5 separate regions of the Mus musculus genome follow, and all the other regions are linked to region 1. The links are chromatin loops, found by intact Hi-C in ENCODE. Cell type or tissue: gastrocnemius. All regions are shown on one strand. Region 1 overlaps Palld (palladin, cytoskeletal associated protein). Region 2 overlaps Anxa10 (annexin A10). Region 3 overlaps Palld (palladin, cytoskeletal associated protein). Region 4 overlaps Palld (palladin, cytoskeletal associated protein). Region 5 holds the start of Gm51576 (a long non-coding RNA gene).

Region 1 (4,000 bases):
GCATGAGGGACACAAGCAAGGCGCACTACCAATGGGAGAGTTTTAGGTCCGATTTTCCTAAGCGGACATTAAGGTGAAGGCTGATGACATAACTGGAAAAAAGCCTGTGTAAGGACCCAGAAGACTATGAGTATGTCTGTTAAATGACTGCGTGAGACTGAAAACTGAATTCTAAATCATAATTCATGGGCCTCTATTGGTACCATAGGCAAGTTTGCTTCCTGTTTCAGCTTTGTCCCCTATCCTTAAATCTCAAGGTCTCTTCCCAGTGAGGAGAACAAAAGTTAAAGAAGTCACGGCTTTTGTGTTTCCCTAAACGTTAACTCTGGTGTGCAGGGGCAAATTTGACTGGACTAGATGGACCTGGAAACTAGGCTATTTCCCTCTATAAATATCAGGAGACTCAGTCACAAGCAGATGAAATGTGCGGGGTTTGCTGAGCTGCAGAACAAGGCTGGAATGAGACGGTATGTTTCTACCAGAGAAAAAAGAGAGATGTTTCTCCCTTTATGTCTCCTTTTAGAGATATGAGTACAGGAGTGTCTCCTCCCACTTCCAGTCCACACCTTTCAGTGGCCCGGGGCTGTTGCCTACATTAAAAAACTCCAGTTGTCTTAGAACTAGCATCAGGGCAGGAGATCGCCTCTCTAAGCCTTTGCATTGGGGTAGGATGTTGTCTCAGTTAGGGTTTTACTGCTGTGAACAGACACCATGACCAAGGCCAGTCTTACAAAGGACAACATTTAATTGGGTCTGACTCACCCAGAGGTTGAATCTGTTATCCTCAAAGTGGGAGCATGGCCGCATCCAGGCAGGCATGGTACAGGAGGGGCTAAGAGTTCTACATCGTCATCTGAAGGCTGCTAGCAGAATACTGGCTTCTGGGAAGCTAGGATGAGGGTCTTAAAGCCCATGCCCACAGTGACTACACCTCCTAATAGTGCCACTCCCTGGGCCAAGCATATACAAACCATGACAGAGAGTGACTCCCTAAGCATTCAGGAAAAACACCTACCAGAATCAGGAACGTTCAAGAAGGATTCAGAGAAGTGTGGACCATAGGGAAGAAAGACTGCTGGGAAGACTAGGTGCACAGTCCCCAGGATAGGTGGCATCACTGACGACCGGTGTAGGCAGTGGAGCAGTTACAAGGTCCTTGCAGTTTCTGCTTACGTGCTTCCCAGCAGGGTTAAACAGATCAATAAGAAATCAAAAGTTGGTAAGCCCGTTACTTCTTTACATGGTCAATAATGGTGTCGGTGGATGATGCTTTGATACCTTTACAGTAAGCTTTCTATTATTATTTAGAAATATCCTGCCTAACGAGATATATCCAAACAACCATTTCTTTTTCCTTTTTATTTATTTATTTACTTATTAGATATTTTCTTTATATACATTTTAAATGCTATCCCAAAAGTTCCCTATACCCTCCCTCCGCCCTGCTCCCCTACCCACCCACTCCCGCTTCTTGGCCCTGGAATTCCCCTGTACTGGGCATATAAAGTTTGCAATACCAAGGGGCCTCTCTTCCCAGTGATGGCTGACTAGGCCATCTTCTGCTACATATGCAGCTAGAGACATGAGCTCTGGGGTTAGTTCATATTGTTGTTCCAACTATAGGGTTGCAGATCCCTTCAGCTCCTTGGGTGCTTTCTCTAGCCTCTCCATTGGGGGCTCTGTGTTCCATCTTATAGATGACTGTGAGCATCCACTTCTATATTTGTCAGGCACTGGCATAGCCTCATACGAGACAGCTATAACAGGGTCCCTTCAGCAAAACCTTTCTGGCATATGCAATAGCAAACACCCATTTCTTGTACCTCTGAAATCCTTCAGCAGCTGCGAACACTAACACTCCCCGAAGCTAACCACTACCCTGAGCATCTGAGTTGAGAGTTCTCTTCTTTTATGGCTTTCCCCATGTCTATGTTTCCCCGAGTCTGTTTATCCAACCTTCACATGTCTCAGAATCACCCAGAGAAGTTATTAAATACAGACTGCTGGGCTCCAGCCCAGTTTCTGCTTCTTCTGAATCGGGTTTGGAATGATGTTGCCGATCTGTCACTAATAGCTCCTCTGGGTCATGGTGACCCCTTGGTCTGTTCACTCAGAGTGCACCAGATTTTAGCTTTTGCCTCTTTATACTTTATACGTAGTAGTACTATATGCATCCTTCTGTGACTTGCTTTCTTGCTTTTTTTTTTTTTTTTTTTTTTTTGTGAACGCCAAAATTCAACTCTGTTGAATAGGGTAGTGATGGGCTATTCATTTTCCATTTACATAGTTTTTCCTCTTTCATTGATTTCCACCCACTGAGGTAATCAGGGAAGAGGCAGAGAAATAGGAAGCAGTTTACTTAAGACACCAGCAGGGGTCCACACCTATCCAACACGCAGCATTGGTGCCCCCTGGTGCACAGTGGGGGAATTGCTGTAGCCCTTGGAAAGAAAAGTCTTGCTGCTGATACTTACAGTGTGACCTACTGCAGAAGTCCAGATTTAAGGCTTACCATCCATTGTAATGCCTGTCATAGCCCTCTTGTGTAAAATCACTCCAAAGGTCTTATAACACAGACTTGCACTAGTCAAATAGGACTCGTGGAGACAGAAGGGGATGTAACAAATGTGACTCGAGTTGAATATCCCTAATGTGAAAATCCAATTTCTGAAACCCTTTTCAAATGCACACTGTTTTGAGCATTCACATGATACTGGAAGGGAGAAATCTCCTGTGATGGGTCATGGTCAAAAGGCAGGCACACTAAGAATTCTATGTAGAATGCCCCTTATAGACATATAAAATATATAAGACACAATGAAGGATTTTCACCATTTTTAGACAAAGTATTGCATGGCCCGAGCTGGCTTTGAACTTGCTATGTAGCCAACAATGACTTTGAACTCCTACCTTCCTGACCTCCAACCTCCTAGTGCTGGGATAGCGGCAATTACAGAACACCCAGTCTTTTCCCTCTGCTGAGTATAGAACTCAGGTTTTTATGCATGCTAGGCAAGCACTCTACCGACTAGGCTACATCCCTAGATTCTGACCCCCAGATATACCTGGCAAATGATGCTACTCCTGTATTGCTTATAATGAGGCTTATAGCCTTGTCATTGGATACATTGAATTATGAAGGACCAGAAAATTTTTAAAATCATAAGAGAAATTTGTCCTTTTTAAGTCCTCTCAACATTCACACGTTGCATTCATCTTTATATATTTTTATGTGTATTTTTAAGCAACTTTAAGAAGCTTGCCCAAGATCAAGGCTGAGTCTGTTTAAGCCTCATAGGAAGACACATCAGATTTTCATTTCATGTTGCTACTCCCTAGGATTGAAACACAGGTAGTTTCTGTCTGTGGCATTTACCTAGCCACTGAATATGCTCCCCTATGGGTGTCCGAACCTTCCTCAAGACCAGGTTCCAGTTAGTGTTTCCTGAACTCCTGAAAGCACCTTCTCTTCATATGAGTAGTTGTAGATGCTTTAAAAGGATACACTATGAAGGCCATCTATCTATGCTTCGTTGAACTTGAAGGCTGACTTGGACTTGTGTGTATGCCCAGCAGTTAACTATACTTATGCCTTTGTTGTGCAGGGGGTTCCCAAAGAAGTCCAGTAGAACTGCTAGAATTGCCTCTGATGAGGAGATTCAAGGCACAAAGGATGCTGTCATCCAAGACCTGGAACGGAAGCTTCGCTTCAAGGAGGACCTTCTGAACAATGGCCAACCGGTACTGATGGATCAGGGGCTTAACTGGTACTGATGGAACAGGGGCTAGCCAAACGGTACTAATGGAACAGGAGTTTAACCAGTACTGATGGAATAGGGGCTTAACCAGTACTAATAGAACAGGGCCTTAGACTTGGAACCCCAGCCCCGCCAGCCAGATCTCCTCTGGTTCACTCAGGCTCACGTTCATAAGACTTGTCCATGAGGCTCTGTCATTATCTCTGAATTCCAGTATCCCTCTTAGTGAGTAGGAGAGACAC
Region 2 (4,000 bases), 520 kb before region 1:
TATTCATCAAGACTATTCCAGTGTTCACACTTAACATGTACTCTGTGATTTGTCAGCACAGACTACAAAAAAAATGTACATAAAGAATCATTGTGAAGTATCCTATAGTAGGTGCATCAAATGAACACTTAGACATGTACTGAATAAACAATCAGTCCCAAGAAGGTCTTGGCATAGAGCTGAAGTGTAAGTCACAGCACTTTTATAAATAATCTAGTATGAGATTTTTAAGCAAGTACCCTATGAAAAAGATTTGGTGGATTTCTATGATACACCTAAAGATATATGATATGAAGGCTTTTGTCTATGAATGTTTAGATAGATAGATAGATAGATAGATAGATAGATAGATAGATAGATAGATAGAATTCATCAAATTCCAAATAAATATAATAGTTATATATCTATCACATGTCAGCTAGTTAGCAAAACAGTTAGAGTAGAACTCATGTCATTGTAATCTCAAGGCAGCCCAACTGATGTCAAAAAACAGTGGGCCTAAGGGTCATCAGCAATACCAGGAAATATCTATCTGGTTCATCCCATCATTCAATACTGAATAAGCACCTACTCATTTCCAATATGGGTGGTACAGGTGGAATAGTGAATTAACAAAGCCAAGAATAGCAACACTAGCCTCTGCTTTCTGGAACCTTCCTTCCAGAAATCACTTCTCAGGTTTACTTGTCTCAGTAATAAAAGTGAGATAAAGATGAAGAGATGGTCTCATGACCTAAAATAATTACTAGAACTATAGAGAAATACTAGTTCCTCATTTATTATTCATTTATGTAATTAATCTATTAACATTTCAAATAAAGGCTTATTGGTGGCCTACAGTCTGAACTGATATTTTACAGGGACAACTGTTGGATAGGTGCTGGTCTGTTCACAACCCTAGCATTTATAATCCAATGATATCTAAACCTGGAGGAGGCGCTTTACATTTGTAACGGTTTATCCTTAAATGACCTACATTCTAGTCACAAATCTTTCAGGGATCAAAAAGCTGCTGGTATAGACCAGTTTTTGAGGTTATCTGAAAGAGCAGCGTTCTGGAAGGTGAATGGATTATATGTGTTTGATTTTATATCTCGCACCACAGTTTTTAAAAATTAATAGTAATGGTCATATGTTCAGTGAAGGTCATTTGTCATTATAAAATATATTGACATGCTGTGCTTCTCAATAGAGTGTGGCTAGTGTTGCCATCATTCTAAGCCCTGAAATTATAATGCAAGGTGATGATGGTGGAAAATATGTAAGTGCTCTATTTCCTGACTTCTGAAGAATTACCTCTCGTCATTCCTATTTGTTCCTTGTTCTCTTCCTCTCTAGTTCGTTGTATCCAGGACAAACCAAGCTATTTTGCTTATAAATTATACAGGGCAATCCATGTAAGTATAACACATATATTTAACTTATTCAAAATTAGTATCTATTATTTTTATTTCAAAGAAAATATGTTCAAGTAAAAGGAAACAAGTTAAACACCAAAAGCAAAATTCATTAAATACGGATAATCTCTGCTTTCTACAACATAGGTACATAAGACATGTGATACTTCATGGTCTTTCATCCTCATATACTTTAGAATCTTAGTATTTACCATTTATTTAAATTGATAATTCAAATGTGCCATGACGGTGACAACTAATGCCTTCCCTGTGTATGACCTGGGCAAATAACCACCATTATTGATTCCAGCTATGCCCTGATTCAGGAAACTTGGTCAGATATTTTGTTGTTGTAATTACCCCAAATTATGAAATCTTAGTAGATTTATACTCAAAATATTCTGATATGGGAACATTAGATTATGTTGAGTGGCCACCAGATGTCACCATTATTCCATGTGAAAAACATTTGAAACTTCCCTGGGGGGAGCCCCAGGCATCCCATAGCAGTGAGAGCAATGTTGAAGTCCTGTGGGCTCACAAACAAATCACTACTGAAAAGGAAGAGCTTGCATGCTGGACAAGCCTTTGAAGTAGTAGTCTCTCTACCCACATTTCTGCTGTTTTTAGGATTTTGGCTTCCATAACAAAACTGTCATCAGGATTCTCATCGCCAGAAGTGAAATAGACCTAATGACCATAAGGAAACGTTACAAAGAGAGATTTGGAAAATCCCTCTTTCATGATATCAAAGTAAGTTTGCTCTTCATAATTGACTTTACCTCACATATTCTTTCTGGACTGTAAATAAAAGCTTTAAATTCAAACAACTTGCTGTAGGGATCTAAAAAGTTCCATGTCTGCCAAGGACGGTTAACTTAAAGAACTCAGAGTTCAGTGCTTTAACAAACATCAACTTGGAAAGTCATTGCTCCACAGAAATAAAACTTTTTGATCTTTGCTTTTAAAACAAAAAAAAAATTTATGTAATTGTAGAAAATATTCCCTCCCTATGACTGTGTTTCCAGGTTTGCCTTCTGATGTGAACAGCAGAGGGTGTGGTAGTTTACCTGTAATTTCACCTGCAACCCTCACACTAGATCTACTGAGGTGGCGGGTGGAGGACTGACACTTCAGGGTTCCCCTCAGCTCCATAGCAACTGCAGACTAAGATCCACTATCTGAAACCTCTCAAAACACAAGCAAGCAAGCAAAGAAACAAACAAAAACAAAAATCAATATTTTGCCATGGGAATTATTAACTACTGCCTGGCAACACTCCTCATAAAATCACAGAAAACAAGGCATCCAATCAAACACCATCAACTGCCAATTTGGAGAATTTTATTACTGAACATGTAAAACTCGAAATGACCAATCACTTCACCAATCAGAGGGCAAGGAAATAATTCAAAACCAAACAAGCTAATTTCTTATTCTGGTCTTCCTAAAAAATTTAAAATGTCTTATATAACTTGGCAAAAAAAAAAAAAAGAAGAAGAAGAAATATATGGACCATCTATGCAATTTGTGGGTGCAGTACAAAATCAATATGTTTAGTTTCTTCACCAAAGAAAACCAAAAAGGTATTCAGGATGGAGAGAATAGAGCAGCAGAACACAAGCCATAATTGAGACTGTGTTTTATAATTGATACCTTGGACAGTCGCATTGTTTTCAAGTGAAACTCCCAGTCACAAGAAAAAACCAGTTTAGCTCCTTGTATTACTCAAGACATAACCCTCAACATCTCAGAGACGGGAGCCACAAATTCCAAAGTGCTTTCTAAGCCTTTGTTGGAATCAAAATGGCTCTAAGAAATTGATGCACCAGTTAAAATCAATTTGATGGGTTTTTTTTTTAATCTTTGATAAAATGTTCATTATGTCTGTCTTGAAGTCTGAAAACTGTTAGTGGTGATCAACATGTACCAGTGAGTCAGAATTCAGTTTCCAAGTGAACAAGCTAGCTTGTTTATACTATTTGTAACTATTCCTAGCCATATTGAAGACAAGTTATAATAATGCGATGCTACTCTGTGCTTTTAAATCTGTGGGTCTTAATTAAACAGCTTTGTGTAAAGAAGCATTAATATGATAAATGATTTTTATGAAAATGGATTCTATAATGGCATTCGTTCAGCTACCTATTCTGGAGTATTTAGACTTGATGAAAGAAGATAAAAAGAAACAAAGTTGCCCTAATTTTCTACCACAGACACCCAGTAGTGAGATGCTTCTAGGTCCTGATATGGCTGGAAACCTTGTTTCCCCACATTCCTACACTGAAACCCTAACACTAAGGAGATGGTTTTGGGAGCTGAGCATTTGAGAGTTAAGTCAAGAGGGTGGAATCCACAAGTAGAGCTATTTTCCTTTGGGGGAAATAAAAAGCTCCTGGATGTTCCTTTGTCCCTTCTGCCATGTCAGGCTGCAGTCAATAAAGAAGTATTCACAAAACATTTTGTCACTTAGATCTCCCATCCTCCCTAACTTAGACATAAACTTCTGATATTTTAAGCCAAGTCGATTGTGAAAGGCCCCAGAAGACTAAGGTAGCTACTGTTGATCTTTTTCACACGTACATAAACAGTAACATTTTGCT
Region 3 (4,000 bases), 160 kb before region 1:
TCTCAGCTGAAATGCCTAAGTAAAATACTGATTTCTTTCAGCCATGCCCTCAAACTTCTCCTGCATTGTTTGTTAAATGGTAGGACTCTCCCTGCATTAAAAGGGCCAGAGTACATGTTCTTTTTGGTTCAAGATATTCATAGGGTTAGCCCTTAATGCTGAAATTTGCCCCACAACCTCTTCCAAAATGCTACTTGTGAAATACACAAAAGAATTGGTCTACCTCATTTTTATGGAAGAATAAAACAAACCAACCAACAAACCACAGGCACTCCTTTGAAGTGGATGAGATCCGTAGGCCTTTTCTTTAGAATGAAAAAGTCCCACCTACTCACATCGTTGGACAAATCATTTTAAGAGGTTCCCAAGTTGTCAGGAACTGCACTGGGTCACACTTCCCAGTGCACAGTGTTTCTGTACGCATGGAAATAAAAGCTGAGTGGCTGCTGCCTTCCTATACAGAGGTGGTCCGTGACATTTCTGCACATGTAGCCTAAGCAAAGCAGCGGGAGCAAAGGGGTTAGTTGTCGCTGAGGCCCTGTTCTAATGCTATCCCCCCTTCTTTTCCCTTTCTCACATAAACAGAACCCAGATCGACAGCTGAACCCGGTAAGAGTTTTCTGCTATTGGGGGGTAATGTATCTTTTGGTTTTCAGGGAGTCTTTGTCTCTATTCGAAAGCCACACACCACACTAAATGATGTATTTGCAGTTCCTCAGAAACACAAAACCATCTTGAAAACAATGTCTTCTTTATCACAGGGTCTGTGCACTGCAACCTTCCTCGTCTTTATTAGTAAACCATGCTGCTCAGACAAGCGCATTGGGCTTGGCGACAGACGGCTTTTTCAAATACAGTGTTTTATTCTCAGACTCGTGATCCAAAAGGAAAACTTTCTGACGATCCAGTAGAACAGAGAAATTTGCGGCAGGCTAGGCTTTTGCTGACCAAAACACACTGTAAGACTCCATGGCTCTTTGGTTGGTCACCCAGTCTTTGAGAGCACCTAATCCTGTAGAGACTTGATACTCCAGGGTGGGGGGGACACTTGAGGGGGCACCCTCTCAGAGGTGAAAGAGAGGGAGAAGGGAGATGGAAGAACTCTTTGAGGGGGGAAACTAGGAGGGGGTAGCATTTGGGATATAAATAAATAAAATAACTGATTTTTTTTTTTAAAGAAGACAGCATAGCTTAGAATGTGCCTGACTGAGGGCTTTAGTGGAATGACAGAGTGAGCCTTGAGGCATTGCTGTCTACTGCTGAAGCCATAAACTTTTACTGTTCCATAAGCTTGAAGAAAGTCAGCGTGTCCTGGGAGCTCTCTTCATTACCAGGTCATCTGACCTCACCCAAGTGCTCTGTTATCCAAGAGTGTGGGGGCTGACTTCTCCTCTGCCTTTGACCTCTTGTATATTTATGAGTCCCCACGGACCAAAAAAACTGTGTGTCCAGGTATCTCATAGTGTGCACCCCCACCCCACCCCCAAGATTGTTTTCTTTTGTATTTTTCCCATCAGCAAAGACACAGTCCACTATTTCTTCACAGAGGTTAGAAAAACATGTCGTTTTCCTGTTTCTGCTGTTCTGCTGTTCATGCTTCTGCTGCGGCGGCAAGCGGATCCTGCCAAACGTGCCTTGGGAGCTATGGCCCTGCCCTGACCCTTGCCTGAGAATTTTAAGGTTCCCAGTTAGCTATAACAGGGCATGATACTGTCCTGCCCCTGAGCCTGTCACATCTGAGTATCAGGTCGTTAAGAGCAGAGTGTTCTTCATTTAGAACTGGAAGTTGAAAGGTTGATTCTTAACATCCTTCGGGAAGGACTGGAATTGACCTAGTGGTTCTGAGTTACAACTAGAGCATGCCACCCCATTCAGTGTGGGGGCTACCACTTCAAAAACTGCTGTCACTTTCCACGATGTGGAAAGAGACCGCTTTGTGTTTTACTTGTGATATGTCTTTGTGTAAACTTGCTAGGTCCCCAGTGTATGGAACGTCTGTGTGTCACACAATGCATATAAAAAGTAAAGGCCAGCATGGTGACTGTCACTCATTGATGGGCTGGGCAGGGCAGAAAAAGATGGATTCCTAAACTCCACTGCTCAATTAGCCCAGCCAAGTCCATGAGATTTGGTGAGAGAGTCTGTTTCAAAAAAACCTAAGGGTAGCAGGAGTAGGTAAGGATGCAAGGGCTAAAAGCACTCGGTGTCCTTGCTGAAGACACTGGTTTGGCTCACATAGCAGCTCATAGCCATTTGTAACTTCTGTTCCAGTAGTTACAGTGCCCTCTGCTGGCCTCCACAGTCATTTCACACACATGGTGCACTTAGGTGCAAGCCAAACCCTGATACATGTAAAATGAAGGTAAATAATTTTAAAAATAAATAAATAAATAAATAAATAAATAAATAAATAATCAAATAATAGTAATCAAGGAAAGATATCCAATGTCAACCTCTACTTTCTACAGACATGCACATGCCCATACTAACAAACACACAGATCACACAGATGCATACACACACACACATATACATACACACACACACACACACACACACACACACACACACACCAAAAAGGAAAAGAAAACAGTCAGGTTATTCTGCCAACAAGTAAGTTCAGATGAAAAAAGCTAATGGAAACAACTCCCACCGCTGCCCCATTCCCTCACGACCCCTCCCATAGACAGTCTTAGTACTCCAGTTACAGCTTGTTTTGCTTTAACAAATAAAAGTTCAATCATGAGTTACTTAATAAAATTTGTTCTGGATGCTCCAGTCCTGTAGAACTTGCTTGAATGTCTCTTGGATGAGTGTGGTGGTACCGTGGTGTCCTAGCTGAAGGCTAAGGACATGCAAGGCGCTCATCTTCAGCTCAACGGCTTGACAGTGCACACAAGATTTTCCTTATCATGTTTGCCGAATTCCTCATTTTTCTCCTCCCTTTAATTATATCTGAAAGTATTTTAAGACAAGAGAATCCCCCATCCCAACCATAATAACAGCATCTGCTAAAAGCAAGTGTACCTTGGCAGAGAAATATTTTGAGAAAATTTGTCAATGTAAGAAAAAGATGTAGCTGGGAACTATTAAAAAGAAGACAAACTTCCCCTGGTCTCTGAGACGTTCGCCACCATCATATTTACCACAACAACTGGAAACATTCCTTTCATTGTCCCAGTGAAACACTAATACATTCCACTTTGGGAACTCTACACTTGTTATGCAGTATTAAATAAAAACTCATGATCATAGCTTTTTAAACAAGAACAACAAAAACCCCATAAATGTGACTAGTCACATGACTGCTTTTATGAGTTGGACAGAGTATAAATTAAAAAATCAAAACAAAAAAGTCTATTTTAAGACATATTTGTATTTAAGCAAAGTTGAACATACCTAACAAAATGAAGTGTGAGGGTTTTTTTTTTAACTTCCAAATGTTTCCCTTGTGTTGTGTTGTGTTGTGTTGTGTTGTGTTGTGTTGTGTTGTGAGAGAGCCTATTTCAAAACAAGTGAAGGTTAAGAACAATTGCTGTTTTTGCAGAAAAGCCTGCTTTGTCTCCTGCCTATCACACAATGGCTCATATCCATTTGTAACGTCTGTTCCCAGCAGTTACAGTGCCCTCTTCTGGCCTCCACCAGCATTCCATACACATGGTGCGCTTATTTTAAAGTATCAGTGCATACACATAGTGCACTTACATTTTTATTCTATGGTACATATAAAATGAAGGTAAATCAATCTTTAAAAATGTAAATAAATGATACATAGATACATACATACACAGACAGAAAGACAGGCAGAAAGACAAATAGTGTGGAAAGAAATCAAAGAAAGACACCCAATGTCAACCTCTATTTTCTACAGACATGCACACATGTACACATGCCCATACTAACCAACTCAGAGATGCATCTTTACATATCATGGGAGTATGTGTGTATGTGTCTGTGTGTGTGTGTGTGTGTGTGTGTGTGTGTGTGTTTGTTTAAACGA
Region 4 (4,000 bases), 340 kb before region 1:
GTCTTTAATGCCAACTCTTTTCATAGACTGAGGCTGGAGAACTTCACAAGTTCAAGGCCAAAGTCAACCTGAACTACATGGTTACACATATCTCCAAATAAAAACAAAACCAGAATATTACAACTTTTAAAGATTAACATTTAAGAATCGGTGTCCACAAATAAAGTGACATAGTCGTGCTAATTAATTTATATCTTATGTATGGCTGGCTTCATGCTAACATGCCATCTAATAACTATAAGAGAAGTGCTTCAGCCACAAAGTTAAAAACACAATACATTTATACACCCTGTCTTTTAGAGAACCGTTTGGGAATACTTAGTATGGAGCAGACATGTACTCTCAGCACCTGAAAGTTAGGATGTGGTTATTGCTACCTGTTATAATTATGTCGAATGAATGAATGAATGCATATACATGATGTGACTGCACATAAAGGTTGAGACAGTTTATTGAGACATAAATAAATAAATACACCATAACTGATAAACACAATACTTAATCTTTCTATTTATAGTAATTAAATGAGGGAAATCTGAGATTGTTCATTTGCCAGTGGTGGATTAGGATAATGCGAATAAAATCAGTGTACTGGTTGCCTTTTGTCATCCTAACACAAACCAGAGCCACCTGTGAAAAGCAACTCAATTGAGAAATGGACTCCATCAGATTGTCCTGTGGGCATGTCCGGGGTCCTGTTCTTGTTCTATGATTGATGTGAAAACGCTTAGCCCACTGTGGGCAGTGCTACCACTGGGCAGGTGCTCCTGAGTTGTATAAAAAAGTGAGCTGAGCAAGCATGGGGAGCAAGCCAGTAAGCAGCATCCCTTCATGGTCTCTGCTTTAGCTCCTCCCCCCCCCCACCCCCTGGGTTCCTGCATGAGACCCTGCCTTGGCTCCCTCCATGATGGATGGTAACCTATAAACCAAAAAAAAAAAAAAAAAAAAACCTTTTCTTCCCAAGTTGCTTCTGCTCATAGTATTGATCTCAGTAACAGAAACCAAACTAGGACAGTCAGAGTTACTCTTTGCTGCATTGAGACCACCAATGAGCTTTGTGGTGAAGAAAGGCACACAAAACAGCCCCCTATGTGTCCACTGTGGAGCCGCTGGAAGCATCCTCCTCTCCTTGTATCATTTGGTAGTAGTTACAGCGAGCATGTCAGCCTACAATTACAAGCCATGCCAGGCATTGTAACCCAGCCTATAGCTCTCAGACCTAGAAACAGAGATAAGAAGATTGTGTGTTTAAGGCCAGGCTGAGCTACACAGTAAGACGCTACGTTGAAAACCTAAAATAAATGCTTAACGAGTTGTAAGTTGTAAGCCCACAAATATTTGGTCTTTCTTCCAATTTATAGAAGAAGATTGCTATATTGGTTCATCTTAATGTTTCTTCCAATTTGTTGTTACTAGCGATATGTAAAAAAAAAAAATCAGGAGAGGGGTGATTAGCAGTGATGAAGATTCTGTGTTGTCTTTCAGAAAGCAAGGACACAGGTTTCCTGTGCCTCCAGCCTTCCTGCTACAAGCAACGAGTGTGTGGAGATTGCTCAAATATGTCAGAGACTTCCTCCCACGACTCCTTCTATGACTCCTTATCAGACGTGCAGGAAGAGGGCAAAAGTGCTGACTTCTTTCCAGGCCTCTCTGCTTTCCTCAGCCAGGAAGAAATAAATAAAAGCCTTGACCTGGCACGCAGAGCTATAGACAGCTCTGAAACTGAAGATTTTGACTCTGAGAAGGAGATCTCGCAGATTTTCAGCAAGTCTCCCATAAGCCTCTGCGAAACTCCTTCCCATGAGGAGCCGAAATCAGGCAAGCAGACTTCCTCAGAACGACCTCAGGATAGCAGGCGAGCACCTGTCCAGCCTCTAACAGGAGATCAAGCTGAAAGGATCACTTCCCCAGGTTCAAAGAGAAAACCCGGGGTATCACCCCTGCTGGCCAGCCCCAGCTACATCCGGAGCCTCCGCAAGGCTGAAAAACGAGGTGCAAAAAATCCCAATCCAAGTTCAAAGCCCAAAACTGCCCAGCAAAGCAAGGCTGGCCCCCAGAGCCAACTGTGCGACAAGGCGGCTAGTTTCATCGAGGAACTGACCTCCATATTTAGAGAAGCGGCAAAGCCAAGGAACAGAAGCCCAAATGGTGAGTCCTCATCACCAGACAGTGGGTATCTGTCTCCTAAAAATCAGCCATCAGCCCTGATGAGTGCCTCAGCCAGTCAGAGCCCCACTGCAGACCAGCTAGATCAACTGGAGATGGACGCAGAAGTCAAGCAAGCCCAGGGCAGCCTTTGCTACCAGGCCCACCAGGCCTCGGAAGAGACCTTGCCACTCGCTCACATCCCGCACCCACAGCCCCAGAAAGCCCGCCACTTGCCAACTGCACCTAGGTTCATCCAGAAACTGAGGAGCCAAGAAGTTGCTGAAGGAAGCAGAGTTTATTTGGAGTGTAGAGTCACAGGAAACCCAACGCCCAGGGTCAGGTAAGAACTCTTATTACGAATGTAACGTGATTTTATTGACTTCCGGTGTGACTTCAAGGGAGACGAGAAATTTCATGGATTGTGCGTCCTGTGGTCTCTGCAGTAGATTTGCTCAAAAATCTGCTAAATCAAAAGCGGGCCAAATAGCCAACACCACTAGGTGTCCCAGGTGGGGCAGGTTTTGCCGTCACTTGAAGAGGCAATGAGAAAAACCAGCTGTTATATAGGAGTGCAGATTTTACAGAGCCTAGGGAGTGTAAAATATCAAAATGGTTTATCCAAAGTATGAAGAAAAGTGAGTGGTTTTAGTCATGAGTCACTGAAAAAGGTAAAAAATTATCCTAAAGCTACAGTTATCCAGAGGAACAGAGATGACAGTGTACAGAAATCAAGCATAGATAAATCCTAAAATAGACATCCAGTCTAAGGAATGGGTTAGTATGCCTTATTAGTGAGAGACAAACACACACCTGCATCTCCAAAGTGTAGCAACCAGAGTAGGCAGAATTTCTATGTAGGAGAACAATGAACCAAGTCCATAGCACAGCAGGTTGGTTTTCTATGCTTAGCCACAGGGCATAGCCAAAGATGACAGCGAATTGAGTGCATACCTGGAGCCCAAAAGCACCCCACATGCCCATTATGATTCTTTTAAATTCTTCTTTCTAAGTTATAGGCTGTATACCTTCTCCCGTACAATAAACGTTTAAGAGAGGGACCTTACAGGGCTTACAGGATTGCAGGGCTTACAGTCAGGGATCTTCCTCGGACTCGTCTCTTAAAACAAGAGGCTTTTGAGACTTGCTGTCTTCAACCATGAGATGAAAATGTAATAAGGAATCACATTCTATTCTATGATGTCTGAATTAAACCATATGTAAAACAATAATGCCTTGCTGTGGCCTTGTAGCTATCATTACCCAGGCTCTTCAGCGTGTCTAATTTCTTAATTGCAAGTCAGGATTAGACTACAAAGATGGGCATCCATTGGGTTATTTGAATGTTTTATCCAATCTATATAAATGTTTATGTGAATGCAATTGTTTTGTTGTTGTTGTTGTTGTTGTTGTTGTTGTTTGAGACAGGGTTTCTCTGTGTAGCCCTGGCTGTCCTGGAACTCACTTTGTAGACCAAGCTGGCCTCGAACTCAGAAATCTACCTGCCTCTGCCTCCCAAGTGCTGGGATTAAAGGCGTGCGCCACCATGCCTGGCATTATATAAATGTTTAAAAGCAAGTTCCAATAATTTAGTTTAGGAAAAGAATGAAATGGACAAGGTCAGCTACACAAGGTCAAAACAGACCTCATGCGTTTTTCCTTCCTGTGTGAGCTCATGCACACATCGCTGGCATGGATTTCACAATCATTGCTTAGAATAAATTCACTATTATTCACTAGCTAGTTTACACTGTCAGCTTTTACTGTAATGCTTGCTATTTTAAGAAACGAACAGCAGGGGGCGGTAAAAACCTTCTTAATGTGTTTGCTCAGACACATGGTTCTGGATTCTGTT
Region 5 (4,000 bases), 150 kb before region 1:
TTGTCTTTTTTAAGACTTATGTATTTAATATATATGGGTGCTTTGACTGCACGTTCATCTGCACACAGGAAGAGGGCATTGGATCCCATTATACTGTGAACTGCCATGTGGGTGCTGGGAATTGAACTCAGGACCCCTAGAAGAACATTCAGTGCTTTTAACTTTGTATTAATTAAGCTTTGTCATTGATTCAGTTTGTGTTATAGAATGAATCTAGCTTGGCACACCCCATTTTGACATTGTACGGGAATGTTTTTGTGTCAACTTGACACAGGCTAGTGTCATCAAAGAGGAAGGATACTCAGTTGAGGAAATACCTCCATGAGATCCAGTTGTAAGGCATTTTCTCAATTAGTGATCAATGGAGGAGGGCCCAGCCCTTGGACTGGTGGTCCTTGGTTCTATAAGGAAGCAGGCTGAGCAAGCTAGGATAATCAGCCCAGTAAGCAGCAGCCCTCCATGGCCTCTGCATCAGCTCCTGCCTCCAGGATCCTGCCCTGTCGAGTTCCTGTCCTGACTTCCTTCAATTATGAACAGCAATGTGAAAGTGTAAGCTGAATAAACCCTTTCCTCCACAACTTGCTTTTTGGTCATGGTGTTTCATTGTAGCAATAGAAATCCTAACTTAGACAGACATCTGATTGAATACTAAGATAAAAATAATGGTACCTCAAACTACGTACGGTGATCATATTTATGTATGTCTTTTGAAGCTGTAATTATCTTGTCGAATTAAATAAATAAGTTCTTTGTGTTTGCTTCTGAAGAAAGATTAAGGGGTGCTGGGCTATGGAGAGACTTAGATTATAAAAGGAGAGGCCACTTTTTATCTCTTGCTGTACCTGGTTTATCTTTGTCCTTACTGCTTATGTTTTTATATATAAATGATTCTTTTAGTAAAGAAAAAGAATTCTTGTGAGGTATCACTTTGACCATAGTTAAGACACCCCCCCCCCCCCCCCAGTGTTTGAAAGATAAAATATGTTTGGAGGCAAACTTACTTCTCTTTGTTGATGATGGTTAAGTTGAAAGAAGAAGCCTTATACAAGCCTGAGAGCTGCTTTAAGAGGGTAGCTGGAGGAGGTTGGGCTGACATCACATGACTTCTCAGTTTCCCTCTGACAGATTGTCTTGGTCTCTTTGCTTCCAGAGGAGATCTGCACCCTTGTCATTGCTGAGAGTTTCCCTGAAGATGCAGGCATCTTTACCTGCTCAGCCACAAATGACTACGGCTCAGTGACCAGCACTGCACAGCTTGTTATAACCTCCGGTATGTGGGAATCAAACACACCTGGGCCCTCCTCCCTGGCGTTTGAGTAGTTTCCTAAGACAGGCATCCACTGTCCTAGGAACAGGGCCCAACCCTCAGGAATGTTCATGACCACTCCAAGAGTTACCTTAACAATCAGGTGTCTCATCTGTAAACAAAGGGCTTTAGGGGGTGGGGGGAGGGCGACTATTGGAGGTGGAGGTGACACACAAGGTAACTAACACTCACTAGCTCATGGGGCCAATTTAAAAAAAAAAAATCACCTTCATGCTAAGCTAAGATCTCTTGCCTCAGAAGGTCACCTCTAAGTCAGAGGTGTAGTCATGGTCCTCAGAAGTACAGAGAACCTACAAAAACCTGTCCAAATGTGTCACTGCATAAACCAGGATTTTAACTTGTAAGAGAGGAATGCAAACTAGTGAAATGCGAGAAACAGGGGAAGATCTTAGAAAGCAAATTTCATCACAGTAGTATATTAATGTGAGCAATGAACAACTCTGATATGAAAGATAAAAGAACAGAACACAGGGACATCCAAACTCAAAAACAAATCCACCAGGGAAGACAAAAAGAAGAAATAAAATAGATCTGTACTTTTATTTGTGTTTTTCTGTGACAGTGTTCTGCTCTGCAGCTAGCAGTAGCTGCCTCACCTTTCAAGTGACTCTTACAGAGATTTAAAACTGAGCCCTTTGACCAAGCCTAGCACACAGTAAAACACACAGTAGGTATCAGGGAGAGTGGGTGGCTATTCCACTGCCTGGATGACTAGAACAGCAAGAGATTGGGGGCTAGGTGGCAGCAGAGGCACAATCAAGACAATCTTGGGGATTATAAAGGCCTGTTCATTAAGATAAGTAGGGAAGGGTTCACCTTACTGGGAAGTGGTGGATATCAATGAACACTGTAAGGGCAGTCACTGGAGTTACATAGCAGGCAGTATCCCAGCATATTAATTTCCAGTTGGCTTGGAGAGTGTTCCATCAAATGATCACAGCAGACCCCAAGCAATAAGTACAAAAGCTAGACTCTGTCAGTTTGAGTGGCAAAACCTGGAATCGAAATTTTTTTTCATGTCAGTCTCCTATATGACAAACACTATCAATAATTTTTTTGGTTTTCTGCCTACCTCAATAAGCATTTCTTGGCATACTTAGAAGGTCTGCTGGGCTCTCATAAAATGATTCAGAAAGGGTATGACTTCAAGATATGTCCCCTCTAGAGAAAGCAACCTTTTAAAATCTGTTCTCTACTAAGTTATAATTGAGACGACATAATTTCCTATCTGACATGAAAATTTTCTAAACACTCACAAGAATTTCAAGAATTTCACTTAGATTCAGAACTTTTCTCCCCCCTAGCTTCAGAAGGGATGGCTGCATAAGCCTATTTTAGACCTTGAGCGCTTTCAATGAGAATGGATAGGATGGCCAACAGGATTCTTCATCTGGGGCTGAGAGGATAGAGTACTTAAGTTGACACTATTAGCAATGTCATTATTTGATGATACCATATCTTAAACTCCTAAGGAACTTTGTTAAAGAATCCGTAGGAAGTTTTACTACAGGTGAGCTCAATCCAGGAATGAGGCAAGTAGCATCCAGTCTAAGCAAGGCAATTCTCCCCCATCCTTCCCTAATGACACACAAGAAACTCCCACTGGGTCTATGTCTTAGATAGGGTTTCCACTGCTATAGAGAGACACCATGACCAAGGCAACTCTTATAAATGACAGCATTTAATTGGGGTTGCCTTACTGGTTTTGATGTTCAGTCCATTATCATCATGGTGGTAAGCATGGCAGCGTCCAGGCAGGCATGGCTCTGGAGGAGCAGAGAGTTCTACATCTTGTTCTGAAAGCAAACAGGAGAAGACTGGCTTCCAAGTAGCTATGAGGAAGGGCTGAAAGCCCACCCCCAAAAGTGACACACTTCCTCCAACAAGGCCACACCTACTTCAGCAAAGCCATACCTCCTAATAGTGCTACTCCCTGGGCCAAGCATATTCAAACAACCACAGTCTATGAGTATGAAAAGCATTTGTTGAGCTGGGGCGGTGGTGGCGCATGCCTTTAATCCCAGCACTTGGGAGGCAGAGGCAGGTGAATTTCTGAGTTCAAGGCCAGCCTTGTCTACAGAGTGAGTTTCAGGACAGCGAGGGCTATACAGAGAAACCCTGTCTCAAAAAAAAAAAAAACCTTTGTTGAACGGGTAGCAATTTATTATTTTTCCTCTGCCACCCTCCTTTCTTAGCCAACAACGAGAACTGTAGTTACGACTCAACAGGAGAACCCAACAGTGATCACTTCCAACACTTTCCACCTCCCCCTCCGATCCTGGAGACAGGCTCCTATGAGCTGGCATCCCAGAAACCATCTGAAATCCAGCAGGTGAACAGCCCCAATTTAGGATTTAGCATGGCAGCTCTTCAAATGCAATTCAACACTGCAGAGAGGGAGACCAACGGAGTCCATCCCAGCCATGGAGTCAACGGGCTGATTAATGGCAAAGCTTATGGCAATAAATCTCCTCCAACACCAACTGCCCTGCTTTCACCCACTAAGGAACCACCGCCACTCCTTGCCAAACCCAAACTGTGAGTATTTCTGCATGGCTTTATAATACTTTCCATATCCCTGTGCAATTTCCTCTCCGTTTAGAAAAAAGCTTTCTCCAGGACCAGAAGGTGTGGTACAACTCTCCTTCTGCTGGCAAGTTGTCCTTAGCTGGC

Evidence for each region. Peaks named below come from ENCODE experiments on the same cell type or tissue, not always from the same donor. Only the 100,000 strongest peaks of a DNase experiment are listed, where the experiment ranks them.
Region 2: it touches region 1 in a loop (3-fold over the local background); 16 of 42 quality-filtered maps call a loop at or near these places.
Region 3: a loop joins it to region 1, with 4 times the contacts of the local background. A loop is called at or near these places in 29 of 42 quality-filtered maps.
Region 4: a loop joins it to region 1, with 5 times the contacts of the local background. A loop is called at or near these places in 38 of 42 quality-filtered maps.
Region 5: it touches region 1 in a loop (4-fold over the local background); 29 of 42 quality-filtered maps call a loop at or near these places.

The regions. Positions count from the first base shown.
Region 1 is chr8:61,538,429-61,542,428 of GRCm38, reverse strand. It overlaps Palld (palladin, cytoskeletal associated protein), which reads left to right. Exons shown (of 22, transcript NM_001293772.2): 12 at 3,606-3,741. Among named protein-coding and RNA genes, the nearest start is that of Cbr4, 53 kb to the right of the region's middle. In gastrocnemius, a CTCF peak has its summit at 2,402 (motif pointing left); a DNase peak (open chromatin) is centred at 2,416; H3K27ac peaks cover 361 bases.
Region 2 is chr8:62,058,406-62,062,405 of GRCm38, reverse strand. It overlaps Anxa10 (annexin A10), which reads left to right. Exons shown (of 12, transcript NM_001136089.2): 10 at 1,339-1,397; 11 at 2,028-2,150. Among named protein-coding and RNA genes, the nearest start is that of Anxa10, 63 kb to the left of the region's middle. In gastrocnemius, a CTCF peak has its summit at 1,824 (motif pointing right); a DNase peak (open chromatin) is centred at 1,870.
Region 3 is chr8:61,698,779-61,702,778 of GRCm38, reverse strand. It overlaps Palld (palladin, cytoskeletal associated protein), which reads left to right. Exons shown (of 22, transcript NM_001293772.2): 8 at 586-609. Among named protein-coding and RNA genes, the nearest start is that of Gm51576, 15 kb to the right of the region's middle. In gastrocnemius, CTCF peaks have their summits at 2,282 (motif pointing left) and 3,634 (motif pointing left); a DNase peak (open chromatin) is centred at 2,288.
Region 4 is chr8:61,875,401-61,879,400 of GRCm38, reverse strand. Palld (palladin, cytoskeletal associated protein) reads left to right here. Exons shown (of 22, transcript NM_001293772.2): 2 at 1,486-2,488. The coding sequence starts at 1,560. Among named protein-coding and RNA genes, the nearest start is that of Palld, 25 kb to the left of the region's middle. In gastrocnemius, a CTCF peak has its summit at 3,943 (motif pointing right); a DNase peak (open chromatin) is centred at 3,940; H3K27ac peaks cover 318 bases.
Region 5 is chr8:61,684,600-61,688,599 of GRCm38, reverse strand. Palld (palladin, cytoskeletal associated protein) reads left to right here. Exons shown (of 22, transcript NM_001293772.2): 9 at 1,151-1,270; 10 at 3,523-3,865. Gm51575 (a long non-coding RNA gene) reads right to left here. Exons shown (of 3, transcript XR_003947553.1): 3 at 3,854-4,000. Gm51576 (a long non-coding RNA gene) reads right to left here and starts at 3,059. Exons shown (of 3, transcript XR_003947554.1): 1 at 3,028-3,059; 2 at 1,002-2,322. In gastrocnemius, a CTCF peak has its summit at 2,052; a DNase peak (open chromatin) is centred at 2,069; H3K27ac peaks cover 1,041 bases.